Regions from separate parts of the Homo sapiens genome. Here region 1 is linked to region 2. Evidence: chromatin contacts called from ENCODE Hi-C or POLR2A ChIA-PET data. All regions are on one chromosome and are shown on one strand. Each heading gives the region's core, a stretch centred on a gene start or an enhancer-like site at or near the end of the contact. The rest is flanking DNA. Distances are from core to core; before and after follow the strand shown.

Evidence for each region. A loop is a pair of places that touch in the nucleus more often than their neighbours do. ChIA-PET counts read pairs that join two places held with the same protein, here RNA polymerase II (POLR2A). Pooled maps may share reads with other maps.
Region 1: a pooled map shows a loop between it and region 2 (4-fold over the local background). The contact joins the promoter of MUC12 here to the promoter of VGF in region 2. A Hi-C loop is called at or near these places in 1 of 37 single-sample maps with no recorded cell type and 6 of 50 pooled maps. POLR2A ChIA-PET finds 5 or more read pairs at or near these places in 3 of 52 experiments (AG04449, MCF 10A and Panc1).

The regions. Positions count from the first base shown.
Region 1 is chr7:100,967,828-100,972,415 of GRCh38, reverse strand. MUC12 (mucin 12, cell surface associated) reads right to left here and starts at 2,851. Exons shown (of 12, transcript NM_001164462.2): 1 at 2,727-2,851. The coding sequence starts at 2,793. MUC3A (mucin 3A, cell surface associated) reads right to left here. Exons shown (of 12, transcript NM_005960.2): 12 at 4,069-4,588.
Region 2 is chr7:101,162,996-101,167,178 of GRCh38, reverse strand. It overlaps VGF (VGF nerve growth factor inducible), which reads left to right and starts at 1,610. Exons shown (of 2, transcript NM_003378.4): 1 at 1,610-1,805; 2 at 2,316-4,183. The coding sequence starts at 2,336. The coding sequence ends at 4,183. RefSeq lists silencers at 1,580-1,679, 3,442-3,581, 3,742-3,791.

The sequences.
Region 1 (4,588 bases), core at 1,602-4,101, 200 kb after region 2:
ACTGGGTTCCTCTAGAGGGGTGGAGGAGCGCTGGTGGAGAGAACTGGGATCCTCTAGGGAAGGAGAGGCGCGGGTGCAGAGAACTGGGGTCCTCTAGAGGGGAGGAGGGGCGCAGGACACAAATCCACTGTCAAGTGGTGGCCGTGTTCATTATTTGCTGTGTGGACCCAGGCAAATCACTCATCCTCTCTCTGAGTCTCTACATATCCTCATCTGCCCCGACTTCCTTACACAGATCTCCTCATGAGAATTATATGAGCTACCTGCTGGGAAATGGCTTTGTGAACAGCAGAGCCCTCTGCAAGAGGAGGGCAGGGGGTCTCTGGATCTAATCAGATCTTCCGGAGCCCTCCGGAGTGGCCCTACTTGCCTGGCCTCACTCCCTTCTGCTCTCTGCACTGGCCATAGATAGATGTTTTTCTGACTGTTTTGCACACTAAGGGATTCACCTGTGTTATCTTTGACACACAATTATAAGCACCTGAGGAACGGGGGTTTTTGGTTGCTTGGGGGCCGTCTCTAACACACGGCTGGGTACACAGAGGCAATGCCACCTGCTGACTCCTGGGGCCTTCATCATCGCTGTCATCACCTCCATCACCCTCTCCTTGAATAATCTGACTACAGAGATCTGCTAGGCCAGGCCTTGGGAGCAGGGATGGGGAGGACCCCTCCTAAGACCCATCCAGGCCCACAGTTTCCCACTTCTGTAGGTGAACTTAAAGGGAATCTATGTCTTATTAATAAACTCTCATAATGTCCCCAAATCCACAGAGTTCGTCACTCCAGCCCTTGAAACTCTCCCATCAGCTCCTCCCTGCCTGTACCTCTCTCCCAACATGTCCGGGTGGGGGTAAAGGAGGTCTCATCTGTCAAGGCTTGGCGGGCAGAGGCAGCCTCGGAGGGCCTGAGTCCCTGGCTGGGAGGATGGTGGAACTTCCCTGGTGGGTTACCTCGAAGGTGTCCTGCAGGGCTCCAGAGACCCCCACCCCAGCTCCCCTGCCCCCTCACCACCCCTTCTGCCCACCCCACAGCCTTCAACTCAAGGTCTCCCTCTCTCGCCTCTCCTCATCCCTGTCCACCCCTGCCAGAAAGGAATCAGAAAGTCTGTTCTGTATGAGGGAAATCAGCGGGTCAGAGTCATCTCTCAGACACAGCCACGACCAGGCTGAGCAAGGACCCCTGAGCCTCTGTCTCCTCCTACAGCCCCTCAGCCACGGTTTGTTTTTTTTTTGTTTGTTTCTTTTTTGTTTGTTTTTTTTTGAGAGAGTCTCGCTCTGTTGCCAGGCTGGAGTGCAGCAGTGCAATCTCGGCTCACTGCAACCTCTGCCTCCAGGGTTCAAGTGATTCTCCTGCCTCAGCCTCCTGAGTAGCTGAGACTACAGGCGTGTGCCACCATGCCCAGCTAATTTTTTTTTTTTGAGACGGAGTCTCGCTGTCGCCCAGGTTGGAGTGCAGTGGCGCGATCTCGGCTCACTGCAGGCTCCGCCTCCCGGGTTCACGCCATTCTCCTGCCTCAGCCTTTTGAGTAGCTGGGACTACAGGTGCCCGCCACCTCGCCCGGCTAATTTTTTGTATTTTTAGTAGAGATGGGGTTTCACCGTGTTAGCCAGGATGGTCTCGATCTCCTGACCTCGTGATCCGCCCACCTCGGCCTCCCAAAGTGCTGGGATTACAGGCCATGCCCAGCTAATTTTTATATTTTTGGTGGAGTTGGGGTTTCACCATGTTGGCTAGGATGGTCTCAATTTCCTGACCTCGTGATCTGCCTGCCTCGGCATCCCAAAGTGCTAGGATTGCAGGCGAGACCCTGCAACTGGCAGCCATTTTTTCTTTTTTCCTTTTCTTTCTTTCTTTCTTCCTTTCTTTTTTTTCTTTCCTTCCTTCTTTCTTTATTTCTCTCTTTCTTTCTCTCTCTCTTTTTTTTTTTGGCAGTGTTTTGCTCTTATCGCCCAGGCTGGAGTGCAGTGCCACAATCTTGCCTCACTGCAAACTCCACCTACCAGGTTCCAGTGATTCTCCTGCCTCAGCCTCCCAAGTAGCTGGGATTAGAGGTGTGCGCCACCATGCCTGGTTAATTTTTGTATTTTTAGTAGAGACGGGGTTTCACCATGTTAGCCAGGCTGGACTTGAACTCCCAACCTCAGGTGATCCACCCACCTTGGCCTCCCAAAGTGCTGGGATTACAAGCATGAGCCACCACGCCTGGCCCCGTCAGCCATTTAACTGGTGGGGATTCCCCGGGTGCACCTGAGGCTACTCCAAGTCAAGAGATGATACTGTCACACACCCCTCTGGACTCCCTCTCTCCCGACCAGGGCTAGCAGCATGTGCAGTGCCTCCGTGAGGTTTGGAAAGACCCATCCCTCCAGCAGATAAAGCCCCCAGGATGAGGGCAGGCAGAGATGACTGTCTATGTGACAAAAGCCCCTTCATCCTCCCGGGGGGAGCCTGGAGAGCAGAAGCTGTGGATTTCAGCCGCCCCTCAGCCAGGAGCTGTGTGCAGACCATCCCCTGCACAACCACAGGCACCCACAGGTCTCCACAGTGACCTCTTCAGCACCCCCAAAGCAAGATGAGGTCACAGCACGGGTCTCCAGCCCTGTGGCAGCCCCTTGCCATGCAAAGGGGAGGAGGCCACCTGCAGCCCTGCTGCCTGAGGCAGGGGCATGTACTATTACCACCCAGGAGCACTGGACCTGGAGCATCAGCCCAGGAGCACTCACCTGGTGTCACTGTAGTAACGGACGCGCAGAGCCGGAGAGCCAGCGTCAGAATCCAGATCACCAGCATCTCCCGGGGAACGGGCCCCTGGCTGCCCATCTTCTCTCATCAGGAGGGACCAAGAAATGAAGGCCTCCCAGGAAGGGATCAGCTATAAAAAGGACCCCAGAGAACTTTGCCTTGAAGAAGAGCAGTGCCTGTCCCAGGGTAGAGGTGAGGTGATGGCATTGAGCAGGTAGCGCGTGGTGACCACGGGGAGTTAAACGAAGGGCAGCCTGTCCACCCTTCTTCCTTATAAGTCCTGGAGTAGTCACTGCCCTGAGCCGGGGTCCCTCTCTGTCAGCGGAAGTCAGAGGCACTTTGGGTGGGGCAGCGCAGGAGGGAGGGAGGGAGGCTAGAGGTGTGAGCACACCACTGGTGACAAGAGGTGGGGGCCAAGAAGCACCAGGAAGCGGGTGACCACGGAAGAAGTTCAGAACCGTGGAAGGGGCAGCTGGCAACAGGCCAGACCAAGTGAAGGACCCTCCACTCCCACCCCCGAGAAGCCCCTCTCTCTTCCAGCCAACCTTCCCCATCCCCTGCCTCAACATGGTCCTTGCCAAATGTCCAGGGCTTTCCCTGGGGTCCCCAGTTTCCAGCCCTTCTCCTGGGCAGAGGGCCCACTCACACCTGAGACTTTATGGTCCTTGTCCCCACCCCTGGCCAGACACAGAGGTGACAAAAGGCCATGGCCCATCCCTGCCCAGAGAAAGCATCAAAGGGGCCTCTGCCAAGCCAGCACCCAAAGACCCAAGGGGACACGTTATTTCTGATCACTCTCGACTCCTCAGGCAGGCCTGACTGCCCACAACAGCAGGAACAGAAGGGCCCGGTGCCAGCATAGACAGGCTCTGCTGTGTGAGTTTGCTATCAGGGTTTGGGGGCCTTGTGGGGGATCAAGATCTTTGGGGAGGCTCAGCTTTACCCATCCTTGCAAAAGGTGGCTGGACCAGGCAGCCCTAGCCCCTGGACCACCCAACTCCCTGAACCAACACCAGGGGTCTAATTGCTCCCTAAGCCCCCAGTATCAAGGTCAGGGCAGTGGTGGGGGTGGGGAGAGCACAGATGACAAAGCCCAAGGGGCCCCTGCCCAGAGTCACTCCCCAATAAAATGGGTCCCCCCAACCTCTGTGTTTTCTGTGAGGAACCTCATGGCCCCCAAGGGCTGCCCACAGACCCCCTCCTTTGTCCCCAGGAGACACAGGTGCTCCCAGGATCCTCCTACAGTGCCACCTCTGGAAATCCCTGTTCTCTGATCAAACAGAGACCACTGAGGGGGTGAAAAGGAGACAGACAGAGAGCTGCTGCTTTTTACAATAAACTCTGTATTGTGCACATGAAGACCTGGAGATGTGCCGACTTCCTGTCCCCAAAGCCAATCTTCCCCGCCAAGGCGACTGAGGATTTCAAGGGCTCAGAGTTACTGCAGGAATCCAGGTGACACCAGGAAGAGAAGGGGGAGGAGGGGAATCGGAGGGGATGGGTTTAAAAGGCAGAGGGGAGGCAAGAAGGGAGGGGGATCGAAGGAAATGAGGAGGAGGGAGACTGAGGGGGCTGCCTTTCCTTGGGGACTGGGGAACTCATGCCCTGCCCCCACCCGCAGGGCTCCAGGGGTGAGAGAAAGGGGTGGAGAATAAAGAATTGGGCAGCAGGGTGATGGGGGGAACAGCAGCTGGGGTATTTAGGTCAGGGGGAGTCGGGGGCAGAACCGATGAATGGACGGGCTCAGAAGGGAGAAGATACAAGGAATGAGAGCAAGAGAAACGGGGAACTGGGCAACGGGGTGACGGGGAGAACAGCACCTGGGTATCCTAAGACACAGAGG
Region 2 (4,183 bases), core at 361-2,860:
AGAAGCCACTGCTGGTTATAGAGAGAAAGCACGTGAGTGTGTGTGTAGGGAGGGGGAGGTTAGAAGGAGGGTCAGTGCCAGGAAGAGGTGAGGAGGGGGGCGAGGACCGTTTCTGAAAGAGTCTCTAAGACCCTGACAGACAGCCCTGACCTTGGTTTCCAGAGTCTCAGGGTGCGGGTGCCCTGCGTGTGCCCACGAGCACCCCTATGTCCGCAGTTCGTGTGTGTCTGGCGTGTGTCATTGTCATTCCCCCCTTCCCTGCCCACGCCCCCGCACCGCTCTCTGCCAGCACCGCAGCCCCCTCCAGGCTTCCTCCCTCCCTCCCCTTCATTCCTGCAGTGGCTGCCCCCCTTGCCACCCTCTCCTCTCCCCTGCCCCCTCCCCATTTCCGTCCTCCCCCCCACCCCCGCCCACGGCTGGTCTCCCTTCACCGGACCCAGCTCTCTGATGGATTCTCTTTGCGCAAATCTGTGCGTCATCGCCCCCCACCCCCGGAACCTCTAGCTGTCCAAGCCCCCAGCCCCAACCTCTCTGGCAGGAGATACGGTCGAAGGGGCTGGTGGCAGAGAGGGGCTATCTCTGACGTTGCAGGTCCCCCTCCCATCGCGTTCAAACCTTCCCTTTAAGCGGTGGAGAGAGCTGGAGTTGAGTCACCCCCCCCCCACCTGCGCAACCCCCTCCCCACCTGCTCTGGTCTCGCCCTCCAAACGTCCTTGGGGGAGGGGAGCGGCAGGAGGGAAAGCGACTGGGGGAGTGTGGGAAGAGATGGGCCGAAGGGGGCACAGCGGGGGGCCTTGACACAAGCGGCAGTCAGGGGACAGAAGGACAGACACACCTTTTTCTCCAGACACAGCACGGATCGTGAAACAGACACGACCCAGAGGCACACACATCCTCATTCTTTCCCTTTTCTCTTCCGACTCGGACCCTTCCCGATGGGATTACCAAAACCGCAAGATCCACCCATCTGCCCCTGTCAGGGGGCTGCCACCCGCACTGCCGATTCGCGGACAGCGCCCGCAGGCGTGCAGATCTGTCCCTCTGCACTCAGGTTCACGCCGTCCTTGGGCGCGTGGTCTCGGGGTGGGGAACCCGGCCCCCTGGTCGGCTCTTGAATCTTTATCCTTCCCCTCCCCAGTATTGAGCTCCCACTGGTGCCCAGTCAGACGCTGGGACTACCCTTTTTCTATTCCACTCAGCAACGCGGGCTCCATCCAGCAGCTCCAAGTTGCTCTGCAACCCACCCTCCCGCCTTCCAGCGCCTCTGCATCCACCCTTCCATTCATTCTCCCATTCATTCATTCATCCTTTTCTCCTCGTCCCTCCTTCATTCATTCATAGCCCCCCGCCCTGCCCGCTTCAGCATTTCATTCATTCATTCATTCATTCATTTCCCGGAGCTCCGCTAGCGCACACCCCTTCAGCCGAAGGCCCCAGCGCGCAGGCGCAGGCCGGGAGAGGCAGGCACCCTCCAATCGTCGGGCGTCCTTCCTCCTCCGGGCGGCCGCCCGCTTCCCCATGAATGAACATTGACGTCAATGGGGCGGGGCGCGCCCACGTGACCCCGCGCGCTCCCCTTTATAAGGCGGTGGAGGCGCGGGCGCTGTCCAGCGTGCTGAAGCCGGAGCGAGCTAGCCGCCCGGAGCCGCGCCGACCCAGCTGAGCCCAGCCCACGGGACGCCAGACCTCGACCGTCGCTCCTACCCCGGCCACCGCTCGGAGCCGAGGCGGACGCGTCCCGATCTTCCCCTGTCCCCACCCTGCCCCGACCCTCCTCTCCACCTCTCGCGTCGTGACACCAGCTGGTAAATACTCCGCTGTTCGTCCCTCAAACCCTCGGCAGCCAGCCGTGGGCGTGAGGGAGGGTTCTCTCTCCTCTCGATGGGGGTGTTGCAAACACAGCGGGGAGCCCCCTGGTAAGGGTCCCCGGTAAACGGGGGAGTCGCAGCTTTTTCTCTTGCTGCTGAAGTCGCCCACGCACCATCCGGGGAGTCCTACGGGGAGGGAGCAGAGATTTTTTTTTCCCCCATATTGCTGCTGCTTAGTACGTGGGCGATGGCAGTGAGATGGCTCAGGGAAGGGGCCGAGGAGGCCCTGGGTAAGCGAGGGCTTCGGGGGTTATTTTCCCATTTACACGGCTCCAGAGATCGGCACAACATCTTCCTCCTTTGCTCCTAAACGTTCCTCTTCTGGGTAAGGTTTGGGGGATCAGGGAAGCCCCGGGTTTCCTGCTGAAAGGTGGGGGAAGGGAACGTAGACCTAGAGAGGGGAATTCTTACAGAAATCCTCTTTTTTTGGTCCCTTCTATTTTTCAGTCTCCGGCAGCCTCTTGGTCATGAAAGCCCTCAGATTGTCGGCTTCCGCCCTCTTCTGCCTTCTGCTGATCAACGGGTTAGGGGCAGCACCCCCTGGTCGCCCTGAGGCGCAGCCTCCTCCTCTCAGCTCTGAGCATAAAGAGCCGGTAGCCGGGGACGCAGTGCCCGGGCCAAAGGATGGCAGCGCCCCAGAGGTCCGAGGCGCTCGGAATTCCGAGCCGCAGGACGAGGGAGAGCTTTTCCAGGGCGTGGATCCCCGGGCGCTGGCCGCGGTGCTGCTGCAGGCACTCGACCGTCCCGCCTCACCCCCGGCACCAAGCGGCTCCCAGCAGGGGCCGGAGGAAGAAGCAGCTGAAGCTCTGCTGACCGAGACCGTGCGCAGCCAGACCCACAGCCTCCCGGCGCCGGAGAGCCCGGAGCCCGCGGCTCCGCCTCGCCCTCAGACTCCGGAGAATGGGCCCGAGGCGAGCGATCCCTCCGAGGAGCTCGAGGCGCTAGCGTCCCTGCTCCAGGAACTGCGAGATTTCAGTCCAAGTAGCGCCAAGCGCCAGCAGGAGACGGCGGCAGCAGAGACGGAAACCCGCACGCACACGCTGACCCGAGTGAATCTGGAGAGCCCGGGGCCAGAGCGCGTATGGCGCGCTTCCTGGGGAGAGTTCCAGGCGCGTGTCCCGGAGCGCGCGCCCCTGCCGCCCCCGGCCCCCTCTCAATTCCAGGCGCGTATGCCCGACAGCGGGCCCCTTCCCGAAACCCACAAGTTCGGGGAAGGAGTGTCCTCCCCCAAAACACACCTAGGCGAGGCATTGGCACCCCTGTCCAAGGCGTACCAAGGCGTGGCCGCCCCGTTCCCCAAGGCGCGCCGGCCGGAGAGCGCACTCCTGGGCGGCTCCGAGGCGGGCGAGCGCCTTCTCCAGCAAGGGCTGGCGCAGGTGGAGGCCGGGCGGCGGCAGGCGGAGGCCACGCGGCAGGCCGCGGCGCAGGAAGAGCGGCTGGCCGACCTCGCCTCGGACCTGCTGCTCCAGTATTTGCTGCAGGGCGGGGCCCGGCAGCGCGGCCTCGGGGGTCGGGGGCTGCAGGAGGCGGCGGAGGAGCGAGAGAGTGCAAGGGAGGAGGAGGAGGCGGAGCAGGAGAGACGCGGCGGGGAGGAGAGGGTGGGGGAAGAGGATGAGGAGGCGGCCGAGGCGGAGGCAGAGGCGGAGGAGGCGGAGAGGGCGCGGCAGAACGCGCTCCTGTTCGCGGAGGAGGAGGACGGGGAAGCCGGCGCCGAGGACAAGCGCTCCCAGGAGGAGACGCCGGGCCACCGGCGGAAGGAGGCCGAGGGGACAGAGGAGGGCGGGGAGGAGGAGGACGACGAGGAGATGGATCCGCAGACGATCGACAGCCTCATTGAGCTGTCCACCAAACTCCACCTGCCAGCGGACGACGTGGTCAGCATCATCGAGGAGGTGGAGGAGAAGCGGAAGCGGAAGAAGAACGCCCCTCCCGAGCCCGTGCCGCCCCCCCGTGCCGCCCCCGCCCCCACCCACGTCCGCTCCCCGCAGCCCCCGCCCCCCGCCCCCGCTCCCGCACGAGACGAGCTGCCGGACTGGAACGAGGTGCTCCCGCCCTGGGATCGGGAGGAGGACGAGGTGTACCCGCCAGGGCCGTACCACCCTTTCCCCAACTACATCCGGCCGCGGACACTGCAGCCGCCCTCGGCCTTGCGCCGCCGCCACTACCACCACGCCTTGCCGCCTTCGCGCCACTATCCCGGCCGGGAGGCCCAGGCGCGGCGCGCGCAGGAGGAGGCGGAGGCGGAGGAGCGCCGGCTGCAGGAGCAGGAGGAGCTGGAGAATTACATCGAGCACGTGCTGCTCCGGCGCCCGTGA